Regions from separate parts of the Homo sapiens genome. Here region 1 is linked to region 2. Evidence: read pairs that join two places in POLR2A ChIA-PET (ENCODE). Cell type or tissue: MCF 10A. All regions are shown on one strand. Each heading gives the region's core, and the rest is flanking DNA. Links, peaks and the distances in the headings are about the cores only. Region 1 overlaps LOC124901092 (a long non-coding RNA gene). Region 2 has its middle 30 kb from the start of PCDH1.

The links. ChIA-PET counts read pairs that join two places held together with the same protein. Peaks named below come from ENCODE experiments on the same cell type or tissue, not always from the same donor. Only the 100,000 strongest peaks of a DNase experiment are listed, where the experiment ranks them.
Region 1: POLR2A ChIA-PET joins it to region 2 with 12 read pairs; 7 of 35 experiments call an interaction of 5 or more read pairs at or near these places.

The regions. Positions count from the first base shown.
Region 1 is chr5:141,709,581-141,717,905 of GRCh38, reverse strand. It overlaps LOC124901092 (a long non-coding RNA gene), which reads left to right. Exons shown (of 2, transcript XR_007058973.1): 1 at 1-8,325. LOC124901093 (a long non-coding RNA gene) reads right to left here. Exons shown (of 3, transcript XR_007058974.1): 3 at 1,184-1,268. Among named protein-coding and RNA genes, the nearest start is that of ARAP3, 32 kb to the right of the region's middle. In MCF 10A, for the core only: no CTCF peak of the experiment used is centred there; DNase peaks (open chromatin) are centred at 635, 1,645, 3,795, 4,135 and 1 weaker place.
Region 2 is chr5:141,844,292-141,852,616 of GRCh38, reverse strand. No RefSeq gene overlaps it. Among named protein-coding and RNA genes, the nearest start is that of PCDH1, 30 kb to the left of the region's middle. RefSeq lists silencers at 2,692-2,941, 6,219-6,513 and enhancers at 2,592-3,148, 3,502-3,591, 3,707-4,263, 5,020-5,841. In MCF 10A, for the core only: no CTCF peak of the experiment used is centred there; DNase peaks (open chromatin) are centred at 2,756 and 3,596.

The DNA of each region.
Region 1 (8,325 bases), core at 295-8,294, 130 kb after region 2:
CCTGCAAGTCCCAACAGCCCCTGTTCCTCCCCCATCACCACCCTGGCCATACTGTAAGGTCATTCCTGCCTTGCCTGACTGAGGCCTCTGTGGGACTCCATCCTCTGTGAGACCAGGGGTCAGGTTGGTCTTGCTTACCACGACATTCCCAGCACCCAGTCATGTCATGTACAGTGTCTACAATATGATTGGCACCTCCAGAAGGTTGTGCAGCATGCAACTCTGTATGGCAGCCCTGCCCTGGAAAGGTGCCTGACACCGAATAACCAGACAATAAGTATCTGGTGAATTTATAGATGGTGGCTAAGCTTGGAAACCCCCAGGTTCCTGTGTCAGGTGTCACTCTCATTGCCCCTCCAGGACCCTCTGGGAGGAGCAAAAGTGTTGCAGGTTCTCCCCCTCCTCCTCCTTCAGGAGCTATTCTGTGTTTGGAAAGCTCTCAGCACCTTAAGGTAAGTGGGGTGTCAATAACAGATGGCATGGAATAGGGTGGTGTAAAGGGAGGCCAGTGTCCTGAGCCTGAAAATAAGGAAGCCACTACTCTCACCCAAATAACAGAAAACTGAGTGCTTCCAGCAGATCACATAGGCTCCGCCCCTGGCCCCCCTCCAGCTCTGACAGAAGACACCTGAAGCTCCTCCTTCTCAAAACATTTAGGTGTTCCAGCACTGAACCCTCAGAAGGCAGAAAAGAGAAGTGGTTAAGACAGAGCAAGCCACATTTCTAATTCCAGCCTCACCTCGTTGTTAGCTGTGTGGCTTTAGGCAGATTGCCCAGCCTTTCTGAGCTTCATTCCCTCATCTGTTTACGGATAATACTTCACAGGGGAGGTATGAAGATTAAATAAAACAACACATATAATATACCTGGCCCAGAGTAAATATTCCAGGAATATTTGCTATTATTATTATTATTTAACATTTTTTCAGATTCAGATGGAAGCTCAGAACAGATGTATAATATGGCTTTGATCCATCCACGCCTCAATCTATCTCCTTATTGAGGCCCAGAGGAAAAGTGGGATTTGTCAGAACCACATCTGGCATAGACACAGAACCTTCCAAAATGATGTTCTTCCTGCTGCATTATCAGTAAAATGTCACTGTTGAGTGAGAACTTACTTCATTTCTTCCCTTGGCATCTGAAGGCTACATACATGGTGTAGGACGAGCCTGGACTCTGGATTGAAATTCTGCATATGTTTGGCACTTTCCAGCTGTGTGACTTTGGGTGAGTTGCTTAGCCTCTCTGAGCGTCACAGTCCTCATCTATAAGATGAGAAGAAGAATAAAATAGTTCCTCCCTTAAAGTGAAGAATCGGTAAGATGATCAGGAAATATAAGGACCTCACTTAGTACACTAAGTAACTGGCTTAGAGTAACAGACTAATAATTGTTCACTACTATTATTTTATTAGCAAGTCTTAGGGTATAAGGCTGTTGGGGAATAGAGAAATTTAAATTATGTCCTTGACTGAGGCTTTTATTCTTCCTGGAAGTCCAGGCTTTGGTGCTCCCAATATGGGAACAGCCCCATTCCCATCTCAGGACTGAGGACTTCCCCTCTCCCCATGTTGGGATTCCTCCCCATCCCCCTCCATGTTGCACCTCCTACCTCTCCCAGGCAAGCTGTGGCCTGCCTCATCCTTCCTGGTGTCTCTCACCAGGAAACACATTCTTTCTCCCACATTCTGGGGCCTGTGAGCTACAGTTCTTATCAATGCCAAAGGAACCCAGGCTCTTGCAAGCTGGGCTGGCTGCACGAGCTTGCTCTGTCTCCTGCAGGCAGAAGAAACCTGCTTTCACAGTATTGGATGTCAGCACGCTGCTGGGTGGCTTCTGTGCGTTTTGCTCTACCTGTCTGCAGCCAGAGATGGTGGCTGATCCTTGGGGATGTCCAAGTGGCCTGGGTTTTGTTCTCAAGTTGGCATCACCTGCTCTCAGTCCAGTGTCATCGAGAGAGCTGTTTATCCTCCTACGTCCCAGAATAGCCAGGAAATTGTGGGGGTCCCTGTGCTCTGTCATACCTGGGAGGCGGTATCCCACAAGAAGGGACTGGGGGATTGCAGGAGAGAGGACACCTGGTCCCACCCCTGGCCCTCACACCTCCCACCAGCTTCTCTTCCAGGAGCAGATCTGGGGGCCCCCACCTCCAGGTGCCCAGAGGCCTGAGAAGTTGTCGAAACCGCAGAACCTGACGTGTATAACTGCAGGAGACGCCAGCCGTCTCCTCCTGGTGCGGGCTAAAAATACAGAGGAGCAAGGGGCCTTGGTAATGGAGACTTTAAGAGCCTGTGACATGCAGCAACGGCTGCGCGGCCGCTAATGAGCTCCAAGCCGATCGATGCTGGCGCTTCAAGTGAGTGTGTGGGCTGGGAGCAGGGATGGGGGTGTCACTCAGCATTTGTCCATCCTAGCTGAGAAATCTGGAATGTTGGTGTGGGCCAGGAGCTTGGAGACCAGCTCAAGTGACCCCTTGACATTCAGATGGAGAGACTGAGGCCAAGTGACAGGAAGTGGGAAGACACATCAGAAAGAGGTTGAGGCCTCAAGGGACTCCAGCCTGACCTCTGCAGTAGGCTCCCTGCCCTGTTCCCAGCTCTGTGCTTCAGAGCCCAGCACAGAACCTGCATGTGGAGACCCTGGCAAATGGGTGATAATTGACCAAATGAATGAGAGTGAGTGAGTGAGTGAATCAATAAACATCTTCTTCACTGCAGCATGGCTCCCCAGTGATGGGGACTGTAATTTCATCATCCTATTGCTCTAGGAGTACCTGGCACAGAGTAGGCACTCAAAAACTGCTTGCTGCATGAATGAGCACCTAATCTGCTTCTTGATCTACCCGTTTCCTGAGTGTGGAGACAAGGAAGCCTGTAAAAATTGTGCCTGAGGTCTCTTTTCAGTGGTCCTACTACTCAAAAATGGTAGATTTCTACCTACCAGAGAGAATAAAAAACAACACAGCAGACATTTATTAAGTACTCAGCAGGCACAGTATTAAGAACTGTTCACAAAATATCTCATTTAGTCCTCACATCAATCTATGAGTTAAGTTCAATTTTTATACCCATTTTAAACAGGATAAACAGGAGAGAGCCAAGGGAGCTCTGAAAGGTGGTGTGGCTTGCCCTGAGTCATGCATTCCTCTAGGCAAAGGAGGAGCCAGGATTCAAACCCAGGCCAGCCTGCTCTTCCCTCCTTAACCACTGCACTATCCTGCCTCCCTTAAAGTACAGCAGGAGAAGACAGGAGAAGCATGGCCAGAGAAAGCCATGCAGAATGGAGTCAAAAAAATACCTCCAGGGCCTATAAAGTGTTTGATAAATTCCAGGAGAAGAATAGGAAGAAATAATGAGCATTTGTCAGAGCCTTTTATAGCATATAAGATGATTTTCCCTGCATTCTCTCATTTGATCTTCACCACAGGCCTGGGAGGAAGGTATTATCATTATCTACATTTTATTGGTGAGGAAAGTAAGGCTCCCACACCTCTCAGCTAGGGTTGGGCAGGCTGCACACCTGAGGGGGTAGTGGTTCAGTGATAAGGACTCACTTCTCATCTCCTGGAGGCTGCCATAACCTCTCCCCAAATTGTCATTGGCTCAAAGGGAAATCTAGGCTGAGGCTCACATGGCATTTCTGTGTTCTCTATAACCACAGGGGAAAGGCCAGCAGGGCGCAGAGGCCAGACCAAATGCCACCTCCTCCAAGGAGCCTGCCTGGACCTGCCCGCCCTCGGGACTCTTACTCTCCTCTGAGCTGTCCATCTCTTTCATTTCTTTGACAGCCCCTCCCAAGGCAGAGCTTGTTATCTCTGCATCATCTCAAAAAGAATTAGTCAACAAGAGTGACCCTTGGCAGTGGGAAGGTGAACACGTGGTGCAAGAGTTTGCTCAGGCAACAGTGTTATGATGGCTTAAGAACAGAAACTATGTGTGGAGTGAGACCAGAGCCCCTCACGCTCTCCAGGCCCCTCTGACTCTCAGCTACTCTGTTGGCTCCTTGACCTTCGGAGCATGTGGCCAAGATTGGGCACAAAGCGGGTGTGGCAATGCTCTTCCTAATGCTCCCCACAGGAAACACAAATTTAATACAGCATGAGCAAGGGCTGCAAAGAGCTCCTGTCCTACAGCCAGTTCCATTTCTCAAAAGGGAATGGGAGTGTCAGGAAGTGAATGCCCTGTGATTATCTGGAATTTCCTCAGTTCAGCATAGGGTCAGTGGTGTACAGCATGCCTTACTATCTTGGCTTTATGTGCCAATTCAGATGGATGAAAAAGCATTGCTTCGGGTGGGGGGAGGGGGGAGGGATAGCATTAGGAGATATACCTAATGTTAAATGACGAGTTAGTGGGTGCAGCACACCAACATGGCACAGGTATACATATGTAACAAACCTGCACGTTGTACACGTGTATCCTAAAACTTAAAGTATAATAGAAAAAAAGCATCGCTTCTCACTAACTATATAAAAATCAAAACCCAGATTTTATGTGATTGAATTTTTTCAACCCCAGTTACCATATATGATGGGGTATTACAGTCTTTGTGATTGAAAAGGTGAAGCTAGGGCGGGAATGTGCTCCAGCAGGATTCTTGCAGGCTTTCAGCCTATGTGGAGCCCCTGCTAGCTGCCAGGCACTGTATTAGACTTTGAGGATATAGTGCTGAACCAGGCAGACAGTCCCTGCTGTTGGGAATTTCCAGCCTAGGGGACAGACAAGCAGACTTCACAAGATGAAGGCTGGAAGCTCCTGACCCAATCAGGGAAAAGAGAAGGCCTCTGGGGGAGAGGTGGCCCTTGGGCTGAATTCTAAAGGATATACAGGGGCAGATGGTGCAGCAGTTATGAATTCCAGGTCTGGAGTCAGGTAACCTGAGCTGGAACCTGGGCTCTGCCACTTCAAGCTCGTGATCTTGGACAAGTTCCTTGACCTCTTTGTGCCTCAGTTTCCTCATGTGTAAAATAAGCATAGTAATAGCAACTTAGGCTGGGCGCCATGGCTCATGCCTATAATCCCAGCACTTTGGGAGGCCAAGGCAGGTGGATCACCTGAGGTCAGGAGTTTGAGACCAGCTTGGCCAACATGGTGAAAACTTGTCCTACTAAGAATACAAAAATTAGCCGGGCGTGGTGGCACATGTCTGTAATCCCAGCTACTTGGGAGGCTGAGGCAGGAGAATCGCTTGAACCCGGGAGGCAGAGGTTGCGGTGAGCTGAGATCGCACCATTGCACTCCAGCCTGGGCAACAAGAGCAAAACTCCCTCTCAAATAATAATAATAATAATAATAATAACCCCGTAAGGTTGGGAGATAAATGAGTTAATACATAGAAAGCACTTGGAGGCCAGGTGCGGTGGCTCACACCTGTAATCCCAGCACTTTGGGAGGCCAAGGCAGGCAGACCATGAGGTCAGGAGGTTGAGACCATCCTGGCTAACACGGTGAAACCCCATCTCTACTAAAAATACAAAAAATTAGCCGGGTGTGGTGGCGGGCACCTGTAGTCCCAGCTACTCGGGAGGCTGAGGCAGGAGAGTGGCGTGCACCCGGGAGGCGGAGCTTGCAGTGAGCCGAGATCGCGCCACTGCACTCCAGCCTGGGCGACAGAGCAAGACTCCGTCTCAAAAAAAAAAAAAAAAAAACAGTGGCTGGCCAATACTAGGGATCTACTGCATGTCAACTATCAGTATTTTTACCTTGTAGGTTGTTGTGAGGACTAAATAAGATAAAATTGGGTAAGTACTTAACCCAGAGTAAGTGCTCAATAAATGTAAGCTGCTTTTATTTTTGTTATTAAGTAGGCATTTGCCATTACTAGCCAGGTGGGTGGGAGGCGAATCCAAGGCAGAGAGAATAGCATATGCAAAGGCCTGGAGGCCAGACAGAGCCTGGCGCATTTGGCAAAGTTTTGAAGTTCAATTAGACTGGCACAGAGCCTGGGTTCCAGGAGTGATGCAGGCTGGGGCTGCAGAGGTGGAGGCCAGGGCTGGATCTGGAGGTATTGGGAATAGTGAGCCTCCCTCACTCCACAGGCAAGAGTGCTTCTGCTATGAAGCCTTGCCTGCGGTGATGGAGAGGCCAGCAGTATGAGGAGGGTGCTCCACCCTCATCCTCACCTTGCCCAGTGCCACTCTGCTTGGAGCTGCCGGCTGTCCATTAGGCAGCCTCAGTGCAAGAGGCTCTCTTTCCTCATGCGATACATGTCACATCCGGGAACGATCAAAACAGCTTTGCTTTGGCAAAACGTCTTGTGCTGCGTGTTTGTTCTTTGGAGTCTGAGCGTAACTCCTGTTGTTCCCGACACCTGTGATTTGCTGGTCTGTGACAGCCATTACCTGCTCAAAGTCTCTGCCTGCCACACAACCCACCTGGTGCCACCCCCATTCCTTCCTCTGCCATCCCCAGAGCAGTAAATGCCTCTCCAGGCCACAGGGGTTGGGGCCAGCAGTGAATCAGACATAGTTGGCAAGGATGGCCAATTTTAGTAATCACCTCTACCATTTGGGAACGTCTACTGTGCACCAGGTGCTTCGAATGCCTTGTTTTTAGTCCGCCCAACAACCCCACAGTTAGAGTTCATTTTCTGTATTTAACAGAGGCACAGAGAGGTTAGGAAGTGACCCAAGTCCACCATTTGATAAGTATGAGGAATAGGATTTGAACTCAGATCTCTGCACCATTGGCTGCACACTTGCCACCATGTCAGGCTGCCTCTCCAGCTCACTTGCTCACAGCTGCTGATCCTGAATGGAGGGGCCTGGGACAGCTGAAATTTGACATTGGCATTGGGGTCAACTCATGGGAGTCAGTCCATCTGGCCCCAGGACCTTCCATTCCTGAGGACAGACCCCCTTGGAGGTACTAGACCCCCAGTGTTGGTCTCCACAGCTTGGATCCTGACCAGCCCCTCGCCTGTCTCTTGCAAACTCAATCCTGTTAAGCTCTGACACCTCCAAGCTCCTTCCTGGGGTGATCCTTTAGCCTTCAACACTTACCCACCAAATCTCCACTTCGAGTTCATGTGTATCAAGCATCCAGTTCACTGTTATTATCATTATAATGGGGGAAGCACAGCCTCATGTAAAGCTTGAGGGCCCTTCCCTGTTCCCTGTACCCCTTTTCTTCACTTTCTGGGATCTCTGAGGGAACCAAAGGAGATTCAGGCCCTCCATTTTGTGATAAGTTCCTGGAGGGCAGAGCCCTATCTGACTTATTAACCTGTTTCCCTAGTGCTTGAACTGCAGTAGGTGCTCAGAAAACATATGCTGAGTAATAATATCCACCGGTGCTCTTGCTTATGGAGCTACACTGAAAATCTCTTTCACATGATACCATTTAGCTAAGACAGTAACCAATATAAAGTAGGTATTATTTTCCCCACAGATGAGGAAACTGAGGCTCTGAAACATAGAGCAATGTGCCATAGACCACAGCTAGGAGGTAGTGGGGCCAGGATTCAAAACCCAGGGTTGCCTGACTCTAAGCCTGTGCTTCTGAACACGCATCCTATACAGCCTCCTTAATACAATCCATGGATGAATGGAGGAGTTCTACGTGCCCTGCCCAGTCGACTGCCCAGCCTGACCCCTTCCCACAACCTCCTAGGATGCTAGAGTCCTCCACCCATGCTGCCCCCTCTTCTGCCCACAGGCTCAGAGCAAAGCCTCTCCCAACAAGGCTTATTATTTCTAATCTTAGGAGAAAAACCTCAGTTCAAAGGCATTTTCTATTCCATTCAAGTCAAAAAACAGTTCTCACTTTGCCTCTCTGACCCCCTACCACCCCCACCTCCTCCTCCAACTGGCGCCAATAACGCAAGATAAATCTTTCCTCAGAAATATAATAGTTGTTCTTCCTCTTCTCGTTGAAGCCTTTGCCAGGTAATTAGCATATGCTGACACCTTGATAGACGAAAAGAAAGGCATGAGATAATTCCCTTTTTCTTTAACCATTATAGTATGAAGCAGCCTTTCAATTTGCCAGTTACCCAATCCAGCATTCCTGGACGCAGCCCACCGTGTGACATGTTATTCTAGCTGATCCTACCATCTCTGGTATTCATCACCAACCCTGGGTCACACTTGATAGAGCAAATTCCCCTTCTTCACATTGACACTTTTCTGGGAGGAGGGGCAGCCAGGGTTCAGAGGGTCTGGAAATTGTGGGGATGATGTGGTCATACTTGGGTGGGCACCCCCAGCTGACAGCCTAAGGCCTTGCAAAGGCCTGCAGAGCCCTAGGGGTCACTTTCAGAAGCCCTCTCTCCTTCCCCTGTTCCTTTCCCGCTCCCTAAAAGAAGCTGGCCTTTGATCAGACTT
Region 2 (8,325 bases), core at 167-8,166:
TCCTGCAGAGCCCCCGTCTCCCACTGTGGCCATCTCAAAGCCTCAGCCCCTCTTCCTTCCAGAAACCCCCACTGCCTTGGCCCATACCTCTCCAGCTCCCTAGGGGCCCAGGCTGGGAGGCTGGAGACTCAGGGTATGGCCCTTGCTTGACTTAGTCTAAGCTTGGGGAGGTGGTCCAAGATTGCGAGCGGTGGGTACAGGCTGCGGGGTCGTCTGGTGCCTTTGGGAGCTGTGCTGCTGGGGTCTTGACTCTTGTACCCCAGAGACCCCACCCCCACCCCGGAAAAGCCAGGGGCCTGAAGAATCACCCTATTTATCTGCCCCTTACCCCCAACTTGGCTTGGGGTGACAGTGCTAGGAAGGAGAGCATTGTTAGGCTGGTAGCCCTGGCATACGAAGCCCTTCTACAGAGGGGAAGGGGTAGAATGGGATGGGGTGGCAGCAGCCAGGTCTAGGGGTTGGCCAAAGGCTCCTTTCCCTTGGGGAGGCCCAGGAGATGGGCTTGGGGCTTGTTAAAGAGACAGCCCCTTTCCCCTGCACAAATGGGGCAGGTGCAATAGTCTTGGAGTTGGTAGTATTGGGTGCCCAGCTGGTGGAACAGTGGCCTCAAGGATTGTCCTGGGTCCTGGAGGTCAGGATTCGGGCAAGAAGATTGTATGAGGCCCATTTGCTTGGTGGAGAAGGTGGTCCAGACAGGCGGCATTCCTGGGGTCAGTGGACTCCCACTGGAAGCCCCTAGTGGCCTGGGTACCTTGCCCTGGTCTTAGAGACCCCTGAGCACTGAGCAGAAGAGCAGAGGAGCATTTTGCACAATGGAGAAGCCAGAAGAAAGAGGGTGGCCCAGATGGCTGGGAGAGCTGAGAAGCCCTTCCCACAGGCAAAGACAGAGCCCCCAGCCCCCTGGTTGGGGCCAGGGCACTGAGTCTGTCACCAACTGGGCACTGGAGAGATGAAACCAAAGGTGGGCAGGGGTTGGCGACAGCACTGGGGACTATCCCTGTGGGTCCTAGGTCTGTGAAGCCCCTCCCCAATGCCTGTGTCGCGTACAGTTTTATGTACCAATAGGCGACATTTGGCCAGAGGAGAGCCCCCCTCAAACCCAGCCTGACCCAGTCTGTGTCTTCCCAGAGGGGACCTAGTCGGTCCCCATCCCCCTACTTCAGGGCATGTCTCTCCGTAGGGGGAGGGTATATGGGGACATATTTCTCTCCTAGGGTCCTTGAAGCATGTTTCACATTCCGGGGTGGGGGGAAGTTCTCTGGGCATCCCTCACCTCTGGGGTCTCTCTAGGCCCTATCTCTCCCCTTGGGAGTCTCCGGGGGACATGTGTTCCCGCTGAGGACCACGGGAGCATGTCTCCCCCAATTACCCAGGCTCTCTGGGGAGCCTGTTTTCCTCCCAGGGTTCCTGGGAGTACTTAAGGCAAGTCAGTTTCGGGCCATCTCTCTTCCCAGGGAAGGGGGCTATCTCTGAAACACGTCTGGGAAGGGATGTTTCTGGCCCTACCCCCATCTCTCCTATGGGGGTTTCTCTGCCCTGCAGCACTTTAGGATGAGGCTGGGCATCTCTGAGTTGTCTTTTCTCCTAGGAGCCCTGGGATACCTCTCTCTCCCGAGGGTAGGGCCTCTGGAGCCATTTCTTCCCTGGGTCGGGGCTGTCTCCGGGTGTTGGGAGGGCTTGTGTTGGCCATGAGAAAGTCTCTTAAGGGGCGTCTCCACTGGGGACTTCTCTGGGAGGGGGGACTGTGTCCCGCCCATGGGGTTTCGGGCGGGTGTGTCTGCCCATGGGGAGGGGAGACTGTGTCTCCTCGGGTTATCTAGTGGGGAGGGGGGCCGTGTCTCTCTCGTGTGTAGGGGGGTGGGGGTCGGGGTGGGGGGTTTTGGGCGCGTCGGGTGCCCACATTGGGGTCGTGTTTCTCTTGGTTCGTGCCACTTCCCACTGCCTCGCTCCTCCCGGGAAGGGCCCCCGCCCCGCCCCACCCCACCCCATCCCTGGCGCTGCGAGCACAATCCCGTTGATTTGTAATGATTTCTGTCTCTTTCTGTCTTTCTCTTTCTCTGACCCCCCCACCCCCACCCCCACCCCCCCCCACCCCGCCGCGAGCATGCGCAGGCACCGCCCCTACCCCCTCCGGTTCGGTTCGTTTCCGGTTTGTTTGCTGAGCTGTCAATGAAAGACCCGTGTAATTATTCCCGAGCTTTACAATAAAAGTGTGAAAACCGGACCCCACTCAGCTTCTTCCGGGTCCTCGGGCCTGCGTCCCGTGGAGAGTGGGAGCTAAATCTGGAGGCCTTGGAGAGGGCTGGGGGACGCGAGGGACAAGAGACTGAGACCCGCACTGGTATTAATCGGGGATGGGGTCGAGCTGACGCGTTCTGAGGATAGACTCCTAGTCCGTACACCTCAAAGTGACCCCTGCCGGATCCTCTGGGCCCGACCTGCTGTGGGCACCCCCTCCCCGCAAGAACTCAGGTGCAGGATGGGGTGGGAGGTGACCGCAGGAGAGGTTTTGTGCTGCGCTGCCTTCTTCCCCGGGCGCCCGCAGGACGTGCAGTCGTTCCCGGGTGTATCCATTCCCGCTCCCCACTCTTTGGCAACGAGTGTGAATTGCGGAACTGGATAGGATAAGGGGCGGGAGACATCTGTCTGTCTGCCGCGTTCTCCCACGCTCAGGAACGAGGGTTGGAAGTCGATTTAGGGGAAAGGAACCGAAAAGGTCTCAGCCTCGGTCTCCGACTGCGCTCCCCTCCCCCCTTCCGGGCTCGACCGGCCCCGGCCTCCTCCGTCCGGCTCCCGGGTAAACACCCGCTCCGGAGAGGTCGGAAAACAGAGACCGGATCAGCCGGTTCCTGGCCCCGCCTCCCGGGGCGTTGCTCCCTCCTCCGCCCCTCCCCACCCCCACACCCGCCCAGCGTCGCGCGCTTTTGCTCGACCCGCGCCCTAGCTCCCTAGGCCGGTACTGTGTGGGCCTCGCTCCGGACCCCGGGGTCGGTCCAGCCGCTGGGATTAGCCGACCGCAGGGACTAATCCCGGATGAGCCTCGTGTAAACCCGGATCGACAGCGGGGACGGCGGGGGTTGCTGGCACCCCTTCATCCGTTCCCAGACGCGGAGCATCACGGGGCATAGAGCCCACCCCGAGGCTCCTTGCTGCTTTCGGAGAGACCCGAGTTGGATCTGCAGTTGGGGGCGTGGCGGGGCAGGAGATGAAGAACGCAGGGCCGGGATCTGACGCGCCGAGAGCCTGGCGCGGGGTGACTGGGGTGTGGGGCGGAAAGGCAGAGATCTCTCGGGCAGTACTTGAATCTACCGGCTTAGGTCAGCTCCCTACTCAGTCTACAACCGAAGCCCCCTACCTATCCTCCAGTTACAGAATCACAGACCCTCCCCCTACCAGTGGGTGTGGCAACCCTTCCTAAACCTGAGGCCTCACCTCATTAGGAGAGGCGCTGAATCAGCGGGGGAGGGGCCCGCATTGTCTCCACCCCTGACTTGACCCCACAGTGAAGGGTGAGGAGTTCCTTCTGTTAAGGCCTAGCCCAGGAAAAGATGTCTGGAGTTAAGGAAGTTGGAGGAGATGTGGTGGCCGACTGGGTACCAGAATCCTGTCACTGGTTGATTAACTCATTCTACAAACATTTCCTGAGCCCCTCCCATGTGCCAGACCGGCACAGGGTACTGGACCCCAAGAATGACACACAGTCTCTGTGGGAAAGGCAGACAGGTAAACAATGACCACATCTTGTGTTCGGCCCTGCCTTGAGCCGGAAATTCTGGCAGGAGACCTAAAGGCGCTGTCCTCTCCAAAGTCTAGAGGCTTTCTGGAAGGGGTGGTGCCAGAGCTGAGTTTCAAAGGGCAAATGAGGGATAGGCTACTGAGGAAGGGGTCAGCCTTGCAGGCTGAGGAGGAGTATGTGCCAGGGTCTGGAGGTGGAGGAGGAGGTGAGGTGGCTCAGGAGGGCAGGAGAAGTTGGAGAAGAAGGCAGGGGCCAGAACTAAGGACCTGCTGGTCAACTTAAAGTGCTTGGATTGAGGGGTTGGAGAGGAGCCATTTACAGATTTTAAGCCTGTAAAAGAAAAGGTCAGATTTACATTCTTCCAGATTCTGTGTTCCTCCCTTCCCTGCCCCAGGTTTCTCTGGGGATGCCTGGGTTGGGAGTGGAGATACACAGGCAGACAGGAAGAGGAACCAGGTGCAGTTTAGGCTGGTTAAGAATGGTCCCTGGCTGGTCGCGGTGGCTCACACCTGTAATCCCAGCACTTTGGGAGGCCGAGGTGGGCTGATCACGAGGTCAGGAGTTCGAAACCAGCCTGGCCAACATGGGGAAACCCCATCTCTACTAAAAATATCAAAATTAGCTGGGCACGGTGGTGCGCACCTGTAATCCCAGCTACTTGGGAGGCTGAGGCAGGAGAATCATTTGAACCCGGGAGGCAGAGGTTGCAGTGAGCCGAGATTGTGCCACTGCACTCTAGCCTGGACAGCAGAGCAAGACTCCATCTCGGAAAACAAACAAAAGAATGGTCCCCACTTTCCATCAAACTTGGAGTCAGAGAGACCTACGTTAGAAATTTGGCTGTACTTATTTCTAGTGGCATGACCTTGGGTAGGTGGCTGAGCCTCAGTTTCTTCCTCTGTAAGGTGGGGATAATAGTGCTTACCATCACCAAAGGTTATTGTGGGGCTTCAATGAGATAATTTGTCCACTTTTTTATTTATCACACGTCTAACACCTACTAAGTGGCAGGCACTGTCTCAGGTGCTAGCATTATGGTGCTGAATAAGACAGGCATGATGCCTACTCTCTCTCTCTGGGAACTTGCATTCTAGAGGAAAAGACAGACAATAAACAAATAAATGAGATAATTATAGATTGTGTTAAAGTGCTGTGAAGGAAACAAACAGTGGGACAAGAAGGAGGATAACTGGAGGTGGGGGAGGGGAGGGGGCTGCTTTACCCAGCCAGGGAAGCTTCCCTGAGGAAACCTGAAGGTTGGCCAGTGTACTCCAGCCTGGGCAACAAGGTGAGACCCTGTCTCAAAAAAGAGAAAAAAAAAAATAACCCTGAAGTTTTAGAGCTTGGCAAAGAACATTCCAGATACAAGGAAACTGCAGGGAAATTGCCTTCAAAGGCCCTGAAGTGGGAGAAAAGAGCATAGCCACAGTACTCTAAGATGCTAAGATTCCTCAGGGCAGTTACCTGGGTTTCTTTTCTTCTAACCTTCTGGGCAAAGTGAGTAGAAATGGAGGGGAGTTGGCCGGGTGTGGTGGCTCACGCCTGTAATCTCAGCACTTTCGGAGGCTGAGGCGGGCAGTTCGAGACCAGCCTGATCAACATGGAAAAACCTCGTCTCTACTAAAAAAAAAAATACAGCCGGGTGCGGTGGCTCACGCCTGTAATCCCAGCACTTTGGGAGGCCGATGCGGGCGGATCACGAGGTCAGGAGATCAAGACCATCCTGGCTAACATGGTGAAACCCCGTCTCTATTAAAAATACAAAAAAATTAGCCAGGCTTGGTGGCGGGCGCCTGTGGTCCCAGCTACTCGGGAGGCTGAGGCAGGAGAATGGCGTGAACCCGGAAGGCGGAGCTTGCAGTAAGCCGAGATTGCGCCACTGCACTCCAGCCTGGGTGACAGAGCGAGACTCCGTCTCAAAACAAACAAACAAACAAACAAAAAAATTAGCCGAGCATGGTGGCGCATGCCAGTAATCCCAGCTACTCGGGAGGCTGAGGCAGGAGAATCGCTTGAACCTGGGAGGCGGAAGTTGCGGTGAGCCGAGATCACACCATTGCACTCCTGTCTGGGCAACAAGATTGAATCTCGGTCTCAAGAAAAAAGAAAAAAATGGAGGGGAGTTTCCATCCTGCTGGGCCAAACCCCTTCCCCTCCAACCCCATCCCCTGGAGTAATATTGGGGAGATGTGGGCTTCATCAGTCAGCCCATCTGTCCAGCTTAATCTTCCACCTGTTCTATAGCTGCCCCCAACCCCCCTCCCAGTTTCAGGACAGGTCTCAGCCCGCTATTTTCCCAGTGGGTTCTGGGGTTCCTAGTCCTCTTGGGCAGGCGGGGCAGGTTAGGGCCCCTCCAGAATCTGCCATTACAGATCCTGGATGAAACAGAATTTAGTATCTGACCTGCAGGGGCCAAGGGGTGGATGTTTCCCAGATGAAGATGACCAAGGGGTTTAGGGGCTTAGGCCTTTTAGAGTTTCCCCCTTGGCCTGGGTCTCACTTCAAGGAGGCGGCCTGGATCCCTGTCTGATTCCCCCTCAAAGAATGCTTCCTGTAACATGGATACATTTCACACACAGCCGCCCGCCCCTGCTGCAGAGCGCACACAGCTCCTCTCACACACACTCACCATCCAGCTGCACCGTGCGTCTCCATGGCAACCAGTAGGCCTGGTCCACGGATGTTAGAAATAAGTGCCAGAGGAAGAGGAGAGAGAGAGGGAGAGGGAGAAGGGAGAAAGAGAAATAAAGAGACTTAGAAAGATAACCTCCCAAGGAGAGCCCTACCCTTTCCTTACAACCCTGCCAGGAAGACGTGAGTGGATTCGGGCCCTGAGGACGGAGGAGCTCAGGGTGGGGACTAAGCAGTAGATTAGGGGCTGTCTGGACACAGGTAACGGGGCACAGTGGGCAGTAAGGAGTGGGCAGAATCAAGGGAACTTTCTTGACAGTCTGTAGTCTTGGGATAGGAATACTTGGTCTAGGTGAAAAAGGCAGATGGGGGTGGGTGGGTAGGGGTGGAAGACTTGGGGAAGCTACTTTCTCTTCTTCCTGGCCTAATTGGCTGTTCGGGCCGAAACCACCTCTTAGTCACTTAGTCTAATCAGAATTGTTCCGGAGAAGACAGTCGGGGAGGGGAAGGAGAAGCAGGGGTGTGAAGGGGGAGGGTGGGTGGAGACAAAGCTGGGTGAAGGTGGGGGTGGGAGTTCCTTCTACCACCTGCCATCCATCCTATCGCCACCCAGTGGATGGGGTGGGCTGTGACTATACAGGCTGATGGGTCTCTCTAACAGCCTCCCAGCTGCCACTAGCACCCCTTCACGCCCACTTGCTTTTTACTCTGCCCCTTCTCGTCTGTCTCCATGTATCTCTGTCTCTAGCTCTAGCTCTCACTCTCACTCTCTCCTGGTCACCCTGTCTAGCTCCTCACCTTCCTTTCTCCCCTTCCTGGGAGTCTCCTGACCTCTGGCCACCAATATTTGTGTATGGAACAGATAAAGGATATAGGATTGCTAATCTAGGCCAATCCACTGGTGAGTGGAGGAGGAGCAGGGGGAGGGGATTATACTGAAAGGAGCCCTGTCTTTGGGGAGAAAGAGAGAGTAGGGTGGACGCTGGCCTGGCACGACTCCCCTCCACATACCCACACAGGTCAGGGTGTGTGTGTGTGTGTGAGTTTGGTCTGGAGCTGGACGGGCTGACTGTCTCAGACAAGTTACTTAACCTCTCTGTGCATCACTTTTTCTAACTATGAGATGAGGATAATACATTCCAAAAATGCAGTGTGGATTTAAGGTGAGAATGCACGTAAGTTGCTTAGCATGGTATATTGTAAGGGCTCAATAAATGGCAGCTTTTATCATCACTCCAGACTCTTGTCCTTTCTCCGGGGTCCTTCTGGAGCCAGGACAGCTGCATCTTCCAATCCCCTCCTCCTGCCACTGCTTCTCCATTCTTGGGGGCCCAAATTGCCTCTCAGTTCCTGGACCCATCCCCCTTGCCTGGCTCCCAGGGCTACTCACTATGGTGTCCCCGTGTAGGGGATGAGGCTGGGATCCTGCCCTCTGCCCACAAGGTCTGGAGGGACACACTTCTTCAGTTTAGGGTCTGTTTTTCCCTTCTCTGCAGGCCTCAGAGGGGAGGAAAGGGGACAGCCATAAATGATGTAGGGGAAGCGTACTTGCTGAGGGGGACAATAAGGGATGAGCAGCGTCCAGAAACCTAAATATTTCATGGGGCTGCAGCGCTGGGAAGGGCAAAGTCCCTGAGCTGTGTTTGTGCATATGCGCTTGACTCCATGTGGCTTGGAGCTGTTCCATATGCCCAATGCCCTCCTTACCCCCCAACCCTCAAAATGCTACACTCAGGAAAGCTGCTCTCGTGAACCCTTTCCTGGCCAAGATCCCTCCAAAACCTTCCCAGCACATGTATATTTCATTTCTTATAGCTGTAGTGGTTCCTACGGCTTTTAGGCTGTATGTTTACACAGTCATGTCTTTTTTTTGCCCCTGTGTTCAATGTCCCCCCCTCCGTAGGGACAAAAAAAGGCATGACTCCCAAGGACTGGTACCCTTAACCCTCATTCCCTCT